Regions from separate parts of the Homo sapiens genome. Here all the other regions are linked to region 2. The links are chromatin contacts, found by Hi-C or POLR2A ChIA-PET in ENCODE. All regions are on one chromosome and are shown on one strand. The core of a region is the stretch at or near the end of the contact, and the rest is flanking DNA. Distances in the headings are between cores, read along the strand shown.

Region 1 (2,700 bases), core at 152-2,651, 430 kb after region 2:
AGTGACATGGCTATAATAAAACTCCTAATCTCACCAGTTTATTTACATGAACAAACTTCCCAGCATTTATATCTATAAAAACAAAACAGGAAAAGATCAAACGCTGTGTCCTCTCTCATTCTGCAACATTCACCCATAAACCAACTGAGAGAAGAAAAGAACAAAAAAGCACCCATCCATCTCATTAAGAGAGATACAGTCCAATAAAATTTTCCTTCTATGTGTAATAATTTTCAATCCAATTCTATAATACAGTTATGTTGTTTCGAATTATTGTAGGGATAACTCGCTGCAAAAGAAACTTTAAATCAGAGGCTTATGGTGATGAGAAATAAGAAAAAAACTTTAAGTTTTAACTTACGTGTACCCATGTTGGGGACAGAGACGCATGGCAGAGTACTCAAGAAAAGAGTCTAGCATAAAAATATATTTGGTTAGAAAAAAAAGACAGGAGGGTAAGGAGTAAAATGGAAATACTAGTTAGAGGAGAAAAAAGAACAAGGTAAAATGTTTAACTGTTAAAGAAGAACTTGTTCGTGTCATTTTAAAATGGTATCCAATTGGCCACGTGGGGTGGCACATGCCTGTAATCCCAGCACTTTGGGAGGCCAAGGTGGGTGGATCCCTTGAGGTCAGGAGTTTGAGACCAGCCTGGCCAACATGGTGAAACCCCGTCTCTACTAAAAATACAAAAATTAGCCGGGTGTGGTGGTGCATGCCTGTAGTCCCAGCTACTCGGGAGGCTGAGGCAGGAGAATTGCTTGAACCCAGGAGGCAGAGGTTGCAGTGAGTCGAGATCTCGCCACTGCACTCCAGCCTGGGTGACAGAGCGAGACTCTGTCTCAAAAAAAAAAAAGTGTCAAAATGATGTGCTGTTTAGATTGCATTGGAGAATGATAAAAGAGTGATTTAATGTCATATTTTTAAAGCTTAATTTATTTTTTTATTTTAGAGACAGTTTCACTGTGTTGCCCAGACTGGAGTGCAGTGGTATGATCACAGCTTACTGCAGCCTCAACTTCCTGAGCTCAAGTGATCCTCCCTCCTCAGCCTCCTGAGAAGCTGGGACTATAGGCATTCACCATTACACCTGGTTAATTTTTAATTGTCTGTAGAGATGGGTTTTGCCATGGGGATTTTGCCATGTTGCCCAGGCTAGTCTCCAACTACTTGTCTTAAGGCCCTTCCACCTTAGCCTCCCAAATAAAGTGATAGTTTTATTCTTAAATGTTAATAATATTTATAATATCTGGAAAAATTACCTCCTTTGCAATGAAAAACTTAAAATGAAAATTTTAGCTGTCAATCTAAGGATGTGTGAGGGAGTGTATAGTTTTTAGAATGTATCTGGGGAGTCTGTGAGTAAAAAGAATTCAAATCACCATTGCAGGAAATGGTCTGTGGTTAACTGTTTTCCCTGAAGGCTGGAGGGGACCAGCAGCAGGGTTTTAAGCTGGGGTGACAGGGTCAGTTTCACATTTCAGAAAGTGGCCTGTGGTACGAGCTGGGGCAGGGTAGCGGGAGTAGACACAGGTCAGGGGATAACAGGTGCCCCAGAGAGCCTTGGGGTTGAGGGGTAACTCGTGGAGGCACCCCCTTTCCACCTGGAGAGCCCACTCCCGCAGCCCGCATTCTGTAAGGCAGTGAGGTGAGGGGGCTGCCCCATCTCCCCATCTCAGGGTGAAGGGGGTGTCCTTTCAGCCCCCAGCTGGGGCGTCTCAGGAATGAGGAGGGCGCGCCCAGGGAGTTGCTCACCGAAGCCCCGAGGAGGCTGGGTGCAGAGTGTAAGGACGCCGTTTCCAAGGCAACCAGGGGAAGAGAGGCCATTTAGTGATTCATTTTTACATCTGGTAATTTGGGTATGCAGAGGCAGGCTCAGCCATTTCTGCCCCCAGATTCAACATCATTTTCGGAAGAGCCAATGTATTGCGCCAGCAATTTATTTTCAGCAACTAAATACTATGTATTCCTCAGAAAAGCTCTGGGAGGGTGGGGCTCATTGGGCGGTCCTGTGGGGAGCAGCCAGTGGGAGGGCGCTTGCGTTGTGATGTCAGCTCTGGAAGGACTTAAGAGATGGGGTCATTAGGGCTGGCCCCTTCACTGAATAGCAGAAAATGGGCTGCTCAGGGCAGGGCCGGAGGGCTATCCCCTCCCACAGTGCCCAGTGTGACTCATGAGATGGGGGGACCCCAGAGAAAGCAAACAGGCCTTGGCTCCCACCTCTGGGCAGGCCTCACCCACCCAGTGGCAGCCCCAGCTGTGTCTCAGGGGCTCAGGGGGCAGCTTGAGGAGGCTGGCCAGGGCCCTGTCTGCAGGCAGCACTGTCAGGAGCAGGCTCTTCGAGGGAGATTGGAGGCTTTGGGGTGAATGGAAATTTTCTTTTCTTTTTTTTTTTTTTTTTGAGACAGAGTTTCGCTCTTGTTGCTCAGGCTGGAGTGCAGTGGAATGATCTTGGCTCACTGCAACCTCCGCCTTCCAGTTTCAAGCGATTCTCCTGCCTCAGCCTCCGGAGTAGCTGGGATTACAGGCGCGTGCCACCACACCCAGCTAATTTTTGTATTTTTATTAGAGATGGGGTTTCACTATGTTGGCCAGGCTGGTCTCAAACTCCTGACCTCGTGATCTGCCCACCTCGGCCTCCCAAAGTGTTGGGATTACAGGAGTGAGCCACCGAGCACGGCCTGAATGGAAATTTATAGG
Region 2 (2,700 bases), core at 49-2,548:
ACATAAGACTCCCTCAGATCGTTCTGATTTAGTACAAACACAGTCTCTCATAGAAACTCCTATCATTAATGGTAAAGGTATAAAAAACAATTACTCGTCAAGCAAACTCTCAATTTACCTGACCTTCCTGCCTTGCTCAAGTCTACCACTCTGAAAACCACAGTTACAGCCCTAAGTGAAAGCCATTTGAAGAGTCGTTCACATGCACGTTTTGATGTGAGAATACCAATTAAACAAACTGCCAATCACCTTTAGGCCAAATGCAAAAGGGACTGTTTCTGGCCCTGACCTGAAGACTGGGAAACGTCAAGACCCTTTACTGTCAGAAGCTGCCTTAGTTAGAGACTATCGGGATGGGGGTCTCACTTAGGGGCTGGAAGGTGAGGAGAAAGTTACAAGAAAGGCCTAGGAATTGAACGCGTGTAGGTTGGGTGCACTTACAAGTAAGTATAAACTGCTCTTCAATTCAAGTTTATTAATGCTGCCCCACCCCAGGGTTTTAATCCGGTCTGGGCAGAAGCGGGCGATAAAAGCCAAAGGAGACCATAAAGTGTAGGATATTTCCTGGTTAGTGGCTGCCGGGTAATCACGATGCATCCATCTTCCTCGGCGTCGCAGCCCTCAGTAGCCAGAAGGCAGTCTCCTTCCCTGGGGGGCAAAAGCCCCGAGCCCAGCCTGCCCGTTGCCCCGCTCCCGCGGTGGATGAACCTCAACCCTTCCCAGGCTCCTTCCTGGCCCCAGGGTCCCAGGAACCCCGAGACCCTGGGGTGCGGCGCCACTGAGGCCCAGACCGGGGGAAGGAGACCCTGTCACTCGGGAGCGGAGCCCTGTCCCGGGAGCGCACGGAAATGCCTCCTCCACGCTCCCAAGGTTCCTGCTCCGCCAGGCCCAACCGGAAGGAGTCCTCGGGCCGCAGTGGGGCACCACCGGGCCGCCGGGCACTCCAGGCTGCGTGGGGCCTGCCTCAGTGGGCAACTGGGGAGCTAGCCCGGGGCGGCCGCGCCGGCCGGGGCGCCTCACCGTGTGTTCGTGCTCGTCCGCCCGGGTCCGGGGCAGCAGCAGCAGCAGCAGCCACAGCGCGGCGGCCGCCGCCACGCCAAGAGCGCCAGGCAGCGGCCTCATCCTCCGCGCCCCTCCGGCCCGGAGCCGGCTCACCGACTCCTCCTCCCGCCGCCGCCTCCTCCGCCGCCGCCGCCTCCGCCGCGGCCGATTCGCATCCACGGGGCGCGGACAGACGCACGGGGCCCGGCCCAGCCGCTGCCTCCTCTGCCGCCGCCGTCGCCGTCACCGCCCGCTCCTGAGCCTCCCCCGCCCCCCGCGCCTCCTCAGCCTCTTCCTCTGACTCAGCCACGTCATCCGGCCACCCCGGCACGCGCCGGAAGTGCCTCGCGACGCGGGGCCGCCACCGCCGCCGGGCCGAGGGAGGGCCCGGCAACCGCCGCCTGCGCGCCGGCTGCCCCTCGGCTCCTGGGAGCCGCGGCGCTACGGGCCTGCCGAGCACTCGGGCGGGCGCCGAGCAGGCTGGGCCCCGGCGCAGTGGCCTAGCCTGGACCGCAAGGCCGAAGCCGCCTCCGGGCCGCGTCCCGGTGTTTCGGGTTGTGTAACCTTGGCCAAAATGCTTAAGCTTTTTTCCTGGCTGCCAAATGGGGCCGATCGTCTGACCTGCTGCCTCCGGAACTTGAGGGATCAGATCAAATAACCCTTTCCTGGCGCTCGTCTGCCGCTGTGAATGAATCACGGGCTCCTGTAATCACCGTTAGGAGAGATTGTTAAACTCGTACAGGGTTGGATGTTTTAAAGTTACTGAATATTTACTGGACCCCTACTGTTCAATCAAGACATGCTAAGTTAGCTTGCCATTCTTGTTCATTTATGTGTTTACTTAACTATTTCTGGGTCTCCTCTTCCCAGTCATAAATATCTCTTGGAGTGTAAGCTCCTCGGAGCAGAGATCCTGTTTCCGTATTTCCTGTACCTAGAACAGTGCCAGATCCGTAGTAGACACTGAAACAAAAAATCTTTAAAAAAAAAAAAATATACGAATGTGGCACCACCATTTACACAGGCCACTAAGCCAAAAATCTCGAACTTGTCAGATTGTCTCTTCTCAGCCATCAGCAGTCAACAAGTTCTAGCATTTGGTCTCTTAAAAGTGGTTCAAGAGTTTATTTTTCCTCTCCTTCCTCTGCCAGTACCAACCAGTCTTCCGTATCACTATGTATTGCAAGAGTCTCACAAGAAGATATCCATCACTGACTGATCTTCCTCCCGTTTAACATCCCCAACAGGTGCCAGGGTGATGTTTTTTTTATTCTAAAAAGAAACCAGATTATATCGCTCACTCCCTTGCTTAAAACAGTTCTTCAATGTTAGGTAAATAAATCATGGAGTCACCACGAGGGCGTTCATCTGCCAGGCACTATTCTGAACGATATTGGCTCATTAAATTCTCACAGAAACCCTATGCAGCAGGTACGGTGAAAATGTTCCTGTTACAGATGAGGTAACTGAAGCACAGAGAGCTTGAGTGGCTTGCTGAAACACCAGACCCACTCAGTCTGGCTCCATAATAGGTCTTTTTGCTGGTAATGATTTACCAACTATACAGCCACTTTAAAAAAAGGAAATAGGTAAGTACTGGCATGGAATGATAACCAAGAGGTTCTGTTAAATTTTCAAGTTGAAGAAAATAAGAGTTTA
Region 3 (2,701 bases), core at 196-2,695, 500 kb before region 2:
TTCAATGCGTGTGAATGCATTTATAAGCACAGTCTCAATACATAAATAAGGAACAAAATATTTAAAATGTATAAACAGATCATTTCTCTTTGCTTTCTTTAAAATACTATATCAGAATCACCTGAGGAACTTGATAACAATTTTTTTAAAAACTATTATAACTACGTATATTAAGCCTTGTTAAAACCACAAGTTTTAGAGGTTTAAGCCTTACTAGGTCAGCTCTTCTGATTTTGAGAGTTTAAGTGAAAATTTAAATTATAACACAGTATGTGGAGTAAACCTGCTTCAAATATTAGTTTCTACATTATTGTTTCTATAAAAATAGTAATCTTCTGTATTTTAATATCAACTCATCACATATTAAATATTTCAGTCAAATCAAAATTTCATTTGAAATCTTCAATCTAAAAAATACACAGTTAAGCGCTTAAAAAGTAATTTTAACCACTAGGAAATGTTAATGATTAACTCACATTTGTTTCTGTTTCACTCCATGACAAAGTCTATAGGACACCCTGCAGAGAGGAAAACTCACATTAATATACCCATAATTTTACTTTCAGAAGCTTCTGGTAATCAAAGACTTATTATGAGGTGTCTTCATGTTACCACTGCGCAGTAGCAAACTTAAAATATTCTAAAGATTAATCTATTTTCTCATTTTTTTAATGCTTTTGTTAAAATCTCAACAAGTACTAACATGTTATCTAAATTTAAACCTTAAAACAATAACACGACCCAATATGTGAACTCTGCCTATTAATTCTAAAACTTTTAATAATAGTTTGCTTATGTTTGAGACTTAAAACAATAACATACTGCACTACACCCATCTTAGATATTTTCTAGGATCAAAGTCTATCTGGAGCAGGGCAAGCTGTGGTTGAGGGTGGTTGGGTCAGCAGGTAAGAGCCTTATGACCAGCTCTAAACGCCTCCACGGTGAGGAGCACCTCGAGCTAACAGACCAAGCACCAAAGGGTGGAACAGCTCAAGGTTGCATTTAGGAGACTCCAGCCTCGGCCGCCCGTGACTCCTCGACGAGCCCCACCTCTCTCGGTTCCAGCATCCGGCCCGCCCCTTCCTCCCAGGCTACCACAGTATCGCCCGCCGAGCTCCCGGGCTGCGGGAAATGACGGAAACAAAAACTTGGTACACAAAGAAGGGCTAGGTCAGAAGTGAGGTCCCACCCTGGCAAGAAGGGCGACTTTTCTAGAAAAACTTAGCGGCAAGTTAACGGGAAGCGCGGCGACACAGTTCCTACGATTGTGGGGGGCACTCTGCCGCCAGGCAGTCTCATCCTTTGTCCTTTGAGAGGCCTCCTTGAAGCCGAAGGCTCTTAAGTGTCCCTGGGCAACCCTTGACTCGATCTCCATTACGGGCCCTCACTGACAGCAGCCATGACAGTTGCTTCCGGATATATTGAATCGCCGCGGCCAGAGTCTCCCGGAAGTGACGCAACGCGGAGGGATCCGCGTTCGGCAGTGGGAGACCGAAGCGAAGTGGTTCCCGGAAGCGGCTGCAGCTGGGCTGCTGGTGGCGGGGCGGGGGTAGAGTGGGGAGAGAGGTTGTGGGTCTTACAACCAACCAACCCCAACACGTTTTACGTGTTAGGCAGGCATTGTGCTGAACACCTCATTGGCAAGCCATTTAATCCCTTCCTTACAATCCCAGCAGTCAGAAATGTATCACTTACATTTTATATATGGGGAAACTAAGGTTAAGAGAGGGCAAGTAAATTTGTCCGAGATCGTATAGCTGGTACTTGGTGAACGTGGTCTAACCCAGACACCGCGTTCTCCCTGGTGACTCCATTTTGTAAAACCAGAGCTGTTGGCGCATGGCATCCTCGTAAGCCCCTTTAAGTTAGGCACTCTGTTGCCCAGAGAGGGGCCAACTTGTAGCCAGTATGCTCTTTATGGTGAACACAAGGCCCACGTGTGTGCCTGGGTCCCCTTGGCTGAACCTCGGATTTCAATTGGTTTCTGACACCTTGCCTTTGCAGCATTCTCCGTCTGCAGCGCTGGTTACCTGAGGAAACTGTCAATGATTGCTAGGCTCTGGGGAACATTTTAGCTCCGTTTAGGCCCTTTTAAATCCAGGACTAAGACAGTTGGAGGCCTCTCACCATCACCAGATACTCTAGCTGGCCTTAACAGAGGGCCAAGGACCATAATCTTGGACTTTCCACCAGACCAAGTGTTTGTTTGGCTTCTGTTTCTTTAGAATATGACTGAAAACCAATCTGTAGTTTGTTTAGTCTTCTTTCTGCATTGACCAGTACTCACATAATAAAGTGGGACTAGCCACTAAGGCTATGTTTTTGTAAAAACAAATTATGCCTAGAAAAACACAAGAAATACATCAAAATTAACAGTGATAGTGTTTGAATAGAGAGTGATTTTATTTTTTTCTCTCTGCTTTCTCTTTTGCATATCTGCTATAAAACCCTTTTAAAATAGAAAAATAAGCAAACTGGCTATGGTAAAAACATTTTTAATTGCCTGCTGTTATAATGACGGCAAAGGCATGTTGTCACATTTTGATAAATGACCGTCCTTGATACAAATCACGTAGAGAAATCCTGTTTGACTAGAAAAGCATTGGATTTTTGTGAGTCAGTGTATTCTCAAAATTTTCGATATTTTGTTTTGGTTCTATAATCCTCACAGGAAAAGTAAAAAAGCAAATTGATGTTT
Region 4 (2,700 bases), core at 18-2,517, 450 kb after region 2:
CCAGTCCTTGAACTAAATTTCACCAACCCACAATAAGAAACTTGGGCCAAGATCCGGTCACCACACCTAGCTTAGTTTACGCGAACATTGTTTCCATAGCAAGACTTTCTCAACAAAGGAAGCAATACATTGATTTAGATTCTGGTGTAAGCGCCATATCTAATTACAAACCCATTACAAACAGTTCTGGGACTGATGTGGGCCCGTAGATTGCACTTGGAGTGGGACTGCTCCAAATCACACTAAGGTGGAATGTTCTCTGGACTTCTTTTTGGTAGAATCTGGCCAAGGAGCAGATAAAGACAATTGAAGTGAGGAGCTAGGTAGGCTAGAAAACTAAAAGGAGCTGAACTTATTATCCTGAGGCTTATTTTGTATATTTTCATGGAGTAGAAGGGGTCAAAGGTGGAAATAATAGAAAAGCAGAGGCGTAGCCTGAAGAAAAACTTAGTTACAGGTATGTATTTGTAGCTGCCATAGTTCATACTTGGTTTGAGAGCTGAGCTGGACCGAGAAGCTTTCCATCACCCTCCACTTTTCCTGGCTCCTTGGCTCCTAACCTTGCAAGAATAACCCCCTTTGTGTGTGTGTGTGTGTGTGTGTGTGTGTGTGTGTGTGTGTGTGTGTGTGTATGTGTGTGTGTGTGACGGAGTTTTGCTCTTGTTGCCCAGGCTGGAGTGCAATGGTGCGATCTTGGCTCACTGCAGCCTCCACCTCCCGGGTTCAAGCGATTCTCCTACCTCAGCCTCCCGAGTAGCTGGGATTACAGGCATGTGCCACCATGCCCGGCTAATTTTGTATTTTTAGGAAAGATGGGGTTTCTCCATGTTGATCAGGCTGGTCTCGAACTCCAACATGAGTTCGAGAGGTTATCCGTCCGCCTCAGCCTCCCAAAGTGCTGGGATTACAGGTGTGAGCCACCGTGCCCGCCCGACCAGGATAACCCTTTTAACAGTCACGACCAGCCTCACGGGGGAGCTTTGGGGAGACGGCGTGGGCAGGAGGAGGAGGCAGGTCCAACCCAACATGGCCTGGAACTATGTAATTGCCAATCGTGGCCACTAGGTGGCAAAACAGCTCTAGGCACAGCTGTTCCCAGAGGGGAGCAGGGAAAGGAAAAGAAGCAGGATCTGCCCAGAAGTGAGGTCCGTAGGAAATTCCAGGAAAGCCGGAGTCCTGATGGTTAGATGCCAAAGGCCCTCCTGTCCTCAAGCGGCCTGGATACTTACACGAGCTGCAGGTACTTGAAGGTAGACAGCTGTCCCGGAACCAGCGTGAACTGGTTCCCGTCCAAATAGCTGCAGAGAGAACACAGCGGCGTTAGTGCCCATCTCCACCTCTGGTGGTGCCCCATGCTGGGGACAGCCTTCCCTGCAGCCAGGGACTTCGCTCTCATTTCCTCTCCTCCACATAGGCCACACGATGGGCCCAGAATCACTTATGGGAGGAGAAAATATGTACGTTGTTGAAGCCATCTGGGGAGGTGCCACCCAGAGGACTTGGTAAAAAGCCAATAGTCACGTGGCCTCTCTCGGTTCCCTTCTCGCTTCCCTTCTCACCCTCCCAGCCTCCTCCTTGTCCATGGACACTCCCTGGGCCCCTGCCTTCCCCTCCCTGCTCTGCTCTTTCCTGGCCAAATAGATCTGATTTGCACGTTACCGGGCCCTGCCAGCTCCCAGGGCCCCCTGTCCACCTGCTGGCATGGGCTGTGAAGCTGATTCACAGCCAGACTGCCCAACCAGTTCCCCCTCATTCCATCAGCACCCCTCTGCCTTCCTGCCTTCCAGGCTCCGCACCCTGATGTCGCTTCTCCTCCTCCCTCTGCAGCCAGTGCCACCGCTGCTCTCTCACAGCTTGCTTTCCTTGCACTCTCATGCCACCCGCCGACTGTGCACCACCACCCATGCCCGGGCTCCTGCTGCAGCCTCTTCTGTCTGTTCTCTGCACCTTGGACCTCCCTTCTGGCCTCCACTCTACTCACTGCTATCCAAGTCACTGTCCTTAAAACCAAGCCCACCGAAATCCTCCTAAGCCCGAAGCTTCCCAAGGTTCCCATTTCTACAGGATAGAGCTTGGGATTCAAGATGCTCTGAACCTCCCCCTCTTCCCTTCATTGTTGACCATTCATGCCTCCAGCCTGAAGGTGCTAAGCAGTGGCCCAATGCCAGGAGCTGAGCCAAGCTGAGCTCCAGCACAGGATCTCCACCCCCCAACTAACTACAGCCTGCAGGACAGCTCTCCCCCACTTCCCAAAGCCCCAGAGAGGAGCAAAAGGAGGGCTGTGCTCATCCTTACCCCTCGCTCTGCATCATACAAACTGACTTCCCACCCATCTCGTTTGATCCTCGAGGCAGTCCTCGTCCACATACCCAAGTAGTCCCATTTCACAGATGACAAAACTGAGGTTTAGAGAAGTTAAAAGATTTTCGCAGGCTCTGAACTTCACCATCTTCAGTCAAAGAAGGTAGGCTGCCCCACCCATCCCATTATTCTCAGGGCTGCTAGGAGGCTCCAAGGAGAAAGCAAGGACTCATGAGGTTTGTAGGACACTAACTCTGCAGTAGAAAACAGGGTGAAGACGGGGCAGGCCAGGCCCAGGAAAAGGCCCGCAGTGGTTGATGTGCTTGTGAAGAAAAGGCCAGCCTTGCTGGTAATGCAAGAAATAACAAATAGAAGCCTCATCGCTGGTCCTGGGGGTGG
Region 5 (2,700 bases), core at 145-2,644, 300 kb before region 2:
GTTGTAATTCGTTACAGCACCAGGACCAACTGATGAGTGGGATGTTTTGGGTAACTTGTTTCCAAATTTTTAAAACTTAATAAGCATACGCAAAATGTGCTCGACAGAAAAGGAATTTTAGAGCCACCTTTCCCTCAGGGCTGGGAGCATTTGTAATACTGCGTGTGGAGGGCTCCAGCGCAGGGAACCATGATTGACAGCAGCCACCATGTGATGGATGGATGACCAGATTGATGTATTGATAAGGCCAGGCTTGCAGAAGAGAACTCTGAAGAGCAGGTTTTTCTGGTTCCAACAAATTAAATCACAGTCACATTTTTCTTCAATTAGTGACCCATATCTGTTTTCACTTTCTCCCAATCCTTCTGCTGGTCCCATGGATGCCCCCTCCCCCTTAAGCCCCCACTCATTGTCCCCACCCCTTGTCACCTGGACATTTTTCCTTCCCCTGTGATAATGGAGTCATCATCCCATGTCCTTTCTTGCAAACTTGACAGGGTATTAGAGGCATCTTCTTCCTCCTAGGCTTCTGTTGCCTTTGAAGTGAGGTAGAGCATTTGTCTATGGGATGGGGAAGAGTGAGTGTCCAGATTCCAGTTGCACCTCTCGATTGCAGACAATTTCTACTGCATCTCCCAAGGGCAAACACAAGTCACCATCATGAATTTACACTTTGTTCTCAATTGCCCACTCCAACCTCCTATCTAGAGTCACATAAGCATGAGAAATGAATGTTGTCTCATTCAATCTTTATAATCCCTTGGGCACAGATGAGAAAAAGGCTTTGGAGAGGTTAAATAACTATTAATAAGAAGAGGGATTGTGATTCGATCACTGCATTAACTGACTCTCACCATTCTTCTGTACTGTCCACAAAACTTTGCTATAAATTATAAAACAAAAGTTTAACTAGATAATCATTATATATACAAGATTCTAAATAAGCTAATTCACTCTCCCTATGGTTTCCTATTTTCTACCTCCTTCCAGATCATTCTTCCAGGTGCGGCCTCAGCTCCCTCTCCCTCGAAACCCAGTGGATGATTCTAACTTCCCGGTCACCTCTTCCTTTCCTACCAACCCCCCACTGCCACTCAGAAGCTGTCAGAAAACACATTTAAGCAAACTAAAAATAGCAAACCCAGAATACTCCCCAGCAAGGAGAAAGAAGCTAATCATCTTCAAAGAAGCTGAAAGGATTTCAAGAATGGTGAAACATTCACAAATATAGAATTGTGTTGTATAAGTTAACTGGCAATGCTGTACCACCTTGTAAAAATTCAGATAACAGCTCATGTGCCTGTAGTCCTGTACAGTTTATAAAGCACCAATGCACTTTAACTGCACAGCATATTATGGCATAGATGCCATTATTAGGTCCATTTTTACAGAGGCGAAAGCTGAGGCACACAGCAGTTGCATGACTTCCCCACAATTAGTCAATATGAGAAGTGAAGTCAGGTTTTCTAACTTAAGAGCCTGTGTTGTTTCCACTCTCCCACACAGCTATTTGTTGAATTAAATTTTCAGATCAATGCACTTTTATTTCTTCTTTTTCCAAATAACAACAGATACAATTCAGAAAGAGCTAAGAGCCTCATCTAACATTCTGCAGCTTAGACCTCCTCCTGCTGCCAAATTTAGAAGTCATGGACCTTCGTGTATTCTTTCAAAAGTTAACTAGGTTTTAAATAAGTGGAGAAAATATGGATTATTTAATAAAAGAATCTAGGACAAGTAGGAAGCTACTTGGGGGAAGAGAAACTTGGATCCAATACCTCACTTGTTACACAAAAATAAATTCCAGTGGATTAAAGATTTAAATGTGAAAATAAATCCCTAAAAAACCTAGAAGAGAACATCATTCCCATCCCTCACCATCCCACTCCACCCCATCCCACCCGCTGCTGCTTAGGGTTTAGAATCTCTGAGTGGGAAAGGGCTAAGTATGACACAAACAGAGAAGCCATAAAGAATAAGATTGATATATTTGACTACATTTAAAAGATCTGCATGTTTAAAAGTCACCACCATTAACCAAGTCAGAAGTCAGAAAACAAATCGGGGGAAGTATTTGAAACCTATACTCAGGAAGAAGACTAATTTTGTCATATATAAGCAAATCACACAAATAAATAAGGAAACACACACACCCAATAAAACATAAGCAAAAGATAGAAAGGATGGTTTATAGAAATACTCGTAGCCCTTAAATAGATGAAAAGATGCACAACCTCACTCATATTGAAGAAAAAGCAAATGAAAACTCCACTGGGATAGCTTCTTCTACATTTCATATTTGCAAGCAACCCAAAGTTTGAGAGTACACCATGTGTGATGAGCGTGAGACAACGGGCCCATCACCTCTCCGGTGTGTAATCTGAGTGTAAACTGGTACATTGTCAATGGAGAGCAATTTGCAGATTGGCAATAGCTATACAAATTTAAATGCACATATAGAGGATTTAAGCAAATTATCTGTCATCAAAATGCCATCAAGTGTAAATGATAGAACTTGGATTTGACTCCAAACCCCATGCTATTGGCACAGTCCAGAGCTGGAAGACTACACAACCAGAGCAGCCTCTATCTACACATTAAACAGCTATTTAATATGTACCTATGAATGCAAGTAACATTTTCCATTTTTAATATTTAAATTTTCCTATAGATTTAGGGGGTGTAAGTGTTGTTTTGTTA

The links. A loop is a pair of places that touch in the nucleus more often than their neighbours do. ChIA-PET counts read pairs that join two places held with the same protein, here RNA polymerase II (POLR2A). Pooled maps may share reads with other maps.
Region 1: a loop to region 2 is called in a pooled map, with 4 times the contacts of the local background. The contact joins the enhancer-like site here to the promoter of TM9SF3 in region 2. A Hi-C loop is called at or near these places in 1 of 168 maps with a recorded cell type or tissue (ascending aorta), 2 of 37 single-sample maps with no recorded cell type and 12 of 50 pooled maps. POLR2A ChIA-PET finds 5 or more read pairs at or near these places in 1 of 52 experiments (WTC11).
Region 3: a map of CD4-positive, alpha-beta T cell shows a loop between it and region 2 (6-fold over the local background). The contact joins the promoter of ENTPD1-AS1 here to the promoter of TM9SF3 in region 2. A Hi-C loop is called at or near these places in 3 of 168 maps with a recorded cell type or tissue (CD4-positive, alpha-beta T cell, naive thymus-derived CD4-positive, alpha-beta T cell and posterior vena cava) and 11 of 50 pooled maps. POLR2A ChIA-PET finds 5 or more read pairs at or near these places in 2 of 52 experiments (CD4-positive, alpha-beta memory T cell and RWPE1).
Region 4: a pooled map shows a loop between it and region 2 (3-fold over the local background). The contact joins the enhancer-like site here to the promoter of TM9SF3 in region 2. A Hi-C loop is called at or near these places in 1 of 168 maps with a recorded cell type or tissue (ascending aorta) and 10 of 50 pooled maps. POLR2A ChIA-PET finds 5 or more read pairs at or near these places in 1 of 52 experiments (AG04449).
Region 5: a loop to region 2 is called in a map of ascending aorta, with 2.9 times the contacts of the local background. The contact joins the enhancer-like site here to the promoter of TM9SF3 in region 2. A Hi-C loop is called at or near these places in 2 of 168 maps with a recorded cell type or tissue (ascending aorta and breast epithelium), 1 of 37 single-sample maps with no recorded cell type and 4 of 50 pooled maps. POLR2A ChIA-PET finds 5 or more read pairs at or near these places in 2 of 52 experiments (OCI-LY7 and activated B cell).

What each region holds. Positions count from the first base shown.
Region 1 is chr10:97,015,465-97,018,164 of GRCh38, forward strand. All of the region lies in intron 28 of SLIT1 (slit guidance ligand 1), which reads right to left. Among named protein-coding and RNA genes, the nearest start is that of SLIT1-AS1, 86 kb to the right of the region's middle. Within about 2 kb of position 1,402, at least 3 of the 41 ENCODE cell types and tissues checked have a DNase peak (open chromatin) inside an H3K27ac peak, as active enhancers do.
Region 2 is chr10:96,585,714-96,588,413 of GRCh38, forward strand. It overlaps TM9SF3 (transmembrane 9 superfamily member 3), which reads right to left and starts at 1,299. Exons shown (of 15, transcript NM_020123.4): 1 at 1,021-1,299. The coding sequence starts at 1,122. LOC105378443 (a long non-coding RNA gene) reads left to right here and starts at 1,351. Exons shown (of 3, transcript XR_946220.4): 1 at 1,351-2,630. RefSeq lists a silencer at 959-1,528 and an enhancer at 2,407-2,466.
Region 3 is chr10:96,088,790-96,091,490 of GRCh38, forward strand. It overlaps ENTPD1-AS1 (ENTPD1 antisense RNA 1), which reads right to left and starts at 1,446. Exons shown (of 6, transcript NR_038444.1): 1 at 1,193-1,446; 2 at 477-518. RefSeq lists enhancers at 1,166-1,535, 1,546-1,595.
Region 4 is chr10:97,036,469-97,039,168 of GRCh38, forward strand. SLIT1 (slit guidance ligand 1) reads right to left here. Exons shown (of 37, transcript NM_003061.3): 22 at 1,230-1,298. Among named protein-coding and RNA genes, the nearest start is that of SLIT1-AS1, 65 kb to the right of the region's middle. RefSeq lists an enhancer at 1,614-2,114. Within about 2 kb of position 1,268, at least 4 of the 41 ENCODE cell types and tissues checked have a DNase peak (open chromatin) inside an H3K27ac peak, as active enhancers do.
Region 5 is chr10:96,289,498-96,292,197 of GRCh38, forward strand. No RefSeq gene overlaps it. Among named protein-coding and RNA genes, the nearest start is that of DNTT, 14 kb to the right of the region's middle. Within about 2 kb of position 1,395, at least 3 of the 41 ENCODE cell types and tissues checked have a DNase peak (open chromatin) inside an H3K27ac peak, as active enhancers do; they include OCI-LY7, where a contact is called at or near this core.